2 separate regions of the Mus musculus genome follow, and region 1 is linked to region 2. A link is a contact called in ENCODE Hi-C or POLR2A ChIA-PET data. All regions are on one chromosome and are shown on one strand. Each heading gives the region's core, a stretch centred on a gene start or an enhancer-like site at or near the end of the contact. The rest is flanking DNA. Distances are from core to core; before and after follow the strand shown. Region 1 holds the start of Kcnj12 (potassium inwardly-rectifying channel, subfamily J, member 12). Region 2 overlaps Map2k3 (mitogen-activated protein kinase kinase 3).

Evidence for each region. Hi-C counts contacts between places; a loop is a spot of excess contacts on that map. ChIA-PET counts read pairs that join two places held with the same protein, here RNA polymerase II (POLR2A).
Region 1: a map of gastrocnemius shows a loop between it and region 2 (1.9-fold over the local background). The contact joins the promoter of Kcnj12 here to the enhancer-like site in region 2. A Hi-C loop is called at or near these places in 1 of 37 maps with a recorded cell type or tissue (gastrocnemius). POLR2A ChIA-PET finds 5 or more read pairs at or near these places in 1 of 5 experiments (embryonic stem cell).

Annotation. Positions count from the first base shown.
Region 1 is chr11:61,021,027-61,023,925 of GRCm38, forward strand. Kcnj12 (potassium inwardly-rectifying channel, subfamily J, member 12) reads left to right here and starts at 1,538. Exons shown (of 2, transcript NM_001267593.1): 1 at 1,538-1,824.
Region 2 is chr11:60,952,533-60,955,232 of GRCm38, forward strand. Map2k3 (mitogen-activated protein kinase kinase 3) reads left to right here. Exons shown (of 12, transcript NM_008928.5): 12 at 1-279. Among named protein-coding and RNA genes, the nearest start is that of Map2k3, 22 kb to the left of the region's middle. Within about 2 kb of position 1,424, at least 1 of the 3 ENCODE cell types and tissues checked has a DNase peak (open chromatin) inside an H3K27ac peak, as active enhancers do.

The DNA of each region.
Region 1 (2,899 bases), core at 288-2,787, 69 kb after region 2:
GCCGTTTGACTCAGCCCCTTCCTCAGCTAAGAACTGTACATGCGCTCATCTCTTTTAACCCTCACCCCAGTGCCATAACTCAGGGAACCTCATGATGTCCATGTGATCACAGGGAATCCAGAGACCCAGTGCTGTTGTACCTGGCGCTCAGGGTTGCTCAGTTGAGTTAGGGTAAGCATAACCCAAAGTGGGAGAGTTTTCTGGGGACTCTGGGGTCTGGATGAGGAGTCGGCTCCTGGAGGTGGGATGGTGGGTTTTGCAGAGCGCTGAAGAAGCTTCCAGAGCCTGGGCATCTGGGTGGCCAGAAAGCTGCGCTTCTTGGCTAGGATCCTGCATCGAGTGTCTCTGCTATTCAAATGCATAATTATATTTCACATTACAGAGAGGCTGGAGACCAGGGGGCTGGGGAGTTTTGTGAAGCTTGTGTTCTGCCTGCAGACCAGCCTTCTTGACCTGGTTCTTCAGTGTTAGGGTTGAGCTGGGGGTCAGCTCTATGATAAAATGGGATTTCCCTGAGGCCAGCTAGGCTGATCTGTCTGCTAGGCTGAAAGGTCCAGGCTCTGCAGGAGGCGAGGCCCAGACAATAGGCTCCAGGAGACTGGGAGAGGAGAGTACCAGGGGTGCCTTCCAGACAAGAGTGGGCAAGGGGAGGGGAGTCACATGGAATCAAATCAGCAGAAAGGCCAGAAGGAGGAGCACAGAAAAAGCAAGAGATGAAAGCTAAATACAACACATGATGGGAAGAAGCGATATGGTGTTTAAAGAGGATGGGGTGTGCCTGTAACCCTGTGCTTTGGTGTGTAAGGGGAAAGAACGCGTGAGCTCAGAAGCGAGCCTGTGTGGATGTGTTGACTGATCCCACCCCGTATGTGCATATGTGACTATGACTGCACCTGTGCACCTTAGCCACCGCGCTCCTCATCACATGCATCTCGTGCAGGTGTCGCCTGAGCTTGCTATCCTGCTGTGTGCAGCCCGTCCAGATTCCCTTGCCTGCCTGTAGTCTGAGTATTTATTATATGCTCGCCATGCACCTGTGTGTGCGCGTGTCCCCAGGAAGATGTGTGTGTATGGGTGTGTGTGTGCCACGCGCGTGCGCGCGTATGTGTTCGCGCGCGCGCGCTCCAGTGCGCAAGTGGCTGGTGCGTGTGGGGGGCAGCTGGGGCCAAGAGGGGCCACCGGGCCAGGCCAGGGCGGTGGTGGGCGGGATCAGCGGCGCCGCGGCGCAGGGCGGGCGTGCTTTTGGCGGAGAGTTGGAGGAGTTACCGAGAAGGGCTACTGTGGCAGCGGGGCGCGGAGCTGGGTGCGCGCAGAGCTTCTGCCTCCCGCCGCCTCCTCGCCCTCCATTCCTCGTTCCCCGTCTTCCCCCGGCCACGCCGCGACTGCGCTGCCACCGCCTCCCTGAGAACGGTCGCCGGGGGAGGGTGCCCTGTACGATCGAAGCCCGTTGGGAGGTGCAGGACACCCACACCCGGCTCAGGGGAGCGCGCCCGGCCCTGCCCGGGATCAGATAACTGCGGCGGGGGAGGGGGTGGGTCGGCGCTTCTTGTCGCGGGACTGAGCGACAGAAGCCAGCGGCGAGCCCGGAGCGAGCGCCGAGTGGCTGGGGGCGCCGTCTGGGCGTGCGCCCCCGACCTATGGCTGGCTGGTGGCACCCAGCGCCCGGGAGCGACGCGCCCCTCGGCGTGGAGCGCTCCCAGGGGCTGCGCTGAGGCGGCGGCGGCAACGGTGGCAATGCAGCCAGCGCAGCGGCGGCCGGGACCGGGAACGGCCGCGCGGAGCTTGGAGGACGCGGGACGCGCCGCGCCCCGGCCACTGACCGAGGTAAGAGCGCGGCCGCGGGCGCACGGCCCACCCGCTCGGCCCCAGTTCCCCGCAGACAGCTTCCCGCCCCGGGTGAACGAGGGGTGGTGCAGCAACAGGGAAGGTGAGGCAGAAGAGCTCCCTCCGTTCCTTTTTCTCCTTTCCCGTGGTGAACCACCAGATGAAATGCTGACAGAGAGCTTTTCTTCCCCTGCCATGTTTCGGGCTACAGCCACCAGGGAACTTTGCTCCGGGCTAACGTCTTTCCAGGGGTGTATATATGTGTTGCGGGGGCGGGAGGGGCGGCTCTCGGAAACTTTGAGGAGCTCTTGATTCCCCTCGGCCGGCTGGATTGAGGGGGCTCGTAAAGCAGCGGGCGGAGCCACTTTTGCGCGCGGCATAGGTCCTAGGCGTGACCTTACCCGAGAGACCTGTGATCAAGATGGGGTACAGAGTGAGTGCACAGGTTTGGCTAGCGACCTGAGAATGCTCCCGGCTAAGACCTGGGATCTTTGGAGACATTTCTTTCCCGTCGCCTGTGCTGTAATGGAGTCAAAATAGTCTGGAGGTGGTTCTTAACCATCCATCTAGCCTGCAAGTCCAGGGCACCTTTTGCTTCTTAAATTTGGTCTTGAGAAACCCCAAAAGGGGCTCAGTGCAGAGTCTCTCCTAGACGCACAAGTCTATTCTGGTGTCCTGTGGGGGAACTGCACCCTTTGGAAGAGGCAGCTGGGGTGGCGAGCCTATGAAGAGCTTTGGGGGAGAGCGGGAGAGCTGAGGCCCTAGACACCCAACACCCGGACACCCGTACCTGCCTTAATTTGTGCACATGTCCTATGACTACCTTAGAGCTCACAAGAAATTGTCCTTTGGTGAAGGCCTCCAGTTCTAGGAGGTTCTGCCGCCCTACTGATAGACCTGGTGGGATTGGGGCTGCCCCTCTGGCCATTCCCAGAGTGTGATACTGTCTTTGGTCCTTTCTAGTTTCTTCCTTACTACCTGTACCCAAGCCCAAAGCTGGCAGTAATGATCTAGGGACTTCCTGGCCTTGGCATCCACCTCCTGAGCACTGGTTAGAGGCTTCAGCTCTCTGGAT
Region 2 (2,700 bases), core at 174-2,673:
CTTAACCCTGGGTGCCAGCAGGCTCACAGCCGCCCAGTGCTCGGACTGGAGTCTGCAAGGATGGCTCAAGCTCTTGGCTCAAAGCCACGAGGGAGCTGTAACAACTCTCCAGGTGTGACCAGCTCTTGGAAGCTAATAGGTTTACTTTGGTGGTGTTTTTAAAAAAAAAGAAGAAAATCTATTTTTGTGAAGAAAGGCCTGCCTCTTCCAGCCTTTTCCTGGGCAGGAACCTATTGCTGTTTTAATTAAAAAAAAAAAAAAAAATCGTGTGAGACTGACTGTGGCAAGCCTGCTCTTTCTTGGGGAGTTGTGGAGCCCTAGGCGGAATCCTTACTCTGGGACCATGCCGGGACAATATAGCTAGGGCCTGGAGGCTGCCAGCCCACCAGGGCCTCAGACTTGGCCACAGGCCACAGGTGCTCTCAAGGTGCTGGGCTGAGGTGCTTCATTCCATGGCCACCTAGGCTAGGCCCCTGTAGAGGCAACCTGACTCACTCATCCAAGTGATGGTCCCCGAAGTAGAGATGACCGGGTAGGAAGCAGCAGGCTCCACATTGTTTGCACTGCTATCTCAGCTGTAAGCTGAGAGAATGTGCCCAGAGAGCTCCCTAACACGTAGTCAGAGCCAGCTGAGGCCGAGGGCAGGTAGTGATGCCTACAAGAAGGCTCTGAGGATGCGACTTGGTATAAATGCCCTTGGTAGGTCAGCATGGCTCTGTGCTTCTTGAGCTGTTGCCTGGAAGACTTGCATAGGCCCCGTTACCCCTGTTCTCCTGTAAGCAGGAATGTGTCATCTCAGGCACTGGTGGATTCAGGACAATATCCTAAAGGACCTGTGTCCATACACTACTCTATGAGGTCATCAGGATCTAGTGACTGCTTCTCCTAGCTTGACAAACACAGGCACTCAGCCACAGTTCTCTGGAGGGTTACTCCTGGCTAGGAAGGACTCATGTGCTCATGCCCAAGTCAGAAGACTGGAGTGTAACTTCAGGCACAGGTGGGCCATGGGGAGAGTCAGCCCACACAGTTTGACAGCAGGGCCTTGGTGTGCCTGGGAGAGTCCAGAACCCATGGGGCCTCTGTCACCACTCTTCCTTCACCTCTGTGCAGTAGTTTCCCAGGTTCACAGTTTCACGGAGCCTCTCGCCTTTAGACATAGGTTGGTTCTTTCCCCCAAGATCTGTGTTGGTGGGTCCTGTCTCAGGATGGCATGATTTAAAAGAATGGCCCACCAGTCCCAACGCCATCAGGACACATGTGCCCTGCTACTGTATTCCTGTAAGAGGAAACTGCCAATCCTTAAAGGGACTTGGTTAACTTTCGTTGAAGAATAACATAAAGGTAGAACCAATGTCTGGCCGTGAGTACCCACAGGCTAAAGTGGGCGGGCGTTTCTTCTTGCGCATGCGCAGGTTCTTCTTTGCAGTAGTCTAGGTTGCGGCCAGATCGCCTTTTCCCTGGCCGCCAGGAGGCGGCAAAGCCTGGACCTAGTCCTGCCCTGCAAGCCTCTGTAGATTCTGCAGGGTACAGTGCTGTTCACACAGGGCTGAGGGAGCCGGCTTTGTAGCTGGCAAACCATTCCACTTCTAGAGTGCAGCGCGCTTTACAGAGTGTCCCGCGGCTGACCAGACAGGCTCTGTAGAACAGATAACAATTTGCAATTCTCCACCACGTGGGGCTCCAAAGGACTTAATAATTCACTTTGCTGAAATTTGCCTAGTGCCTCACAGCACATTCCTCTTTATAGTGCTGCAAATAGTGGTTTCGGTCCTTTTACTGTTTGGAAACCTTAGCCCACCATCCAGTGTGCAGATCACATTGACATTTCAAAGCATGGCCCCATGGCTACAGCGAAGGTCCCACCCCAGGCTCCTTGCTTAGTGGCAGGCCCCTCTTGTTCCTATTAACACTTCTTGAGTCAGGGCCAGGAGATTAGGAACCTAACAGGGCCCTACAGAGTACCCGTTGTCTCTGTTTCCCATCAGGCAGCGGCTGGAACCAGCAGGCATCTCTAGTCTTGGAGTTAATGTCTCTGGACTGATGGACACAGAGGCCTTTCTGTTTCAGGCGTTGCACAAGAGCCCTCAAACAGCACAAACACTACAGATAGATAGGCCTGTCCTAGAATGGCTTCTGGAGGACACGTGGCACTTACAGGACACCCCTTCCTGGAGGTCAGGGCTGGCAGCTTTGGTTCAATATCAGCATTGTTGCCTCCCTCAGAATTGTGCTGCAGCTCCTGCCTCAAAACTTCCCTGTAACAGTCAGCGCTGACCATTGGCTCACCCAGGAGACGAACCTCTAAGCATGACAGTGATGGAGTTTCTAGACTGGTCTCCCTGAGGTGGGACGACCTCACTCTGAATTCGGGTGGCACCATTCTATGGTGCAGTTTCCTGGACTGGATGAAGAGGAAGATGAGGTAGCAGTGTCTGTCTCCTGTTGCCTCTTGACCATGGATGCACCATCTCAAGCTCTGGCCACTGTGCCTTTCCTGCCATGATGAGCTGTACCCTCAAATGGACCAAAGGTTAAACCCTCCTCCTTTAAACTATCCTGTCAGGCACTTTGTTACCGTAATGAGAAAAATAGCTATTACCTTCCAGGTGACCTACCCATCGTAGCTGGCCCTGCTACCACCCCCGCCGCCTGGCTTTTTATTTTTGTGTCATTCTCTCCTTCCCCAGTACTTTGCCC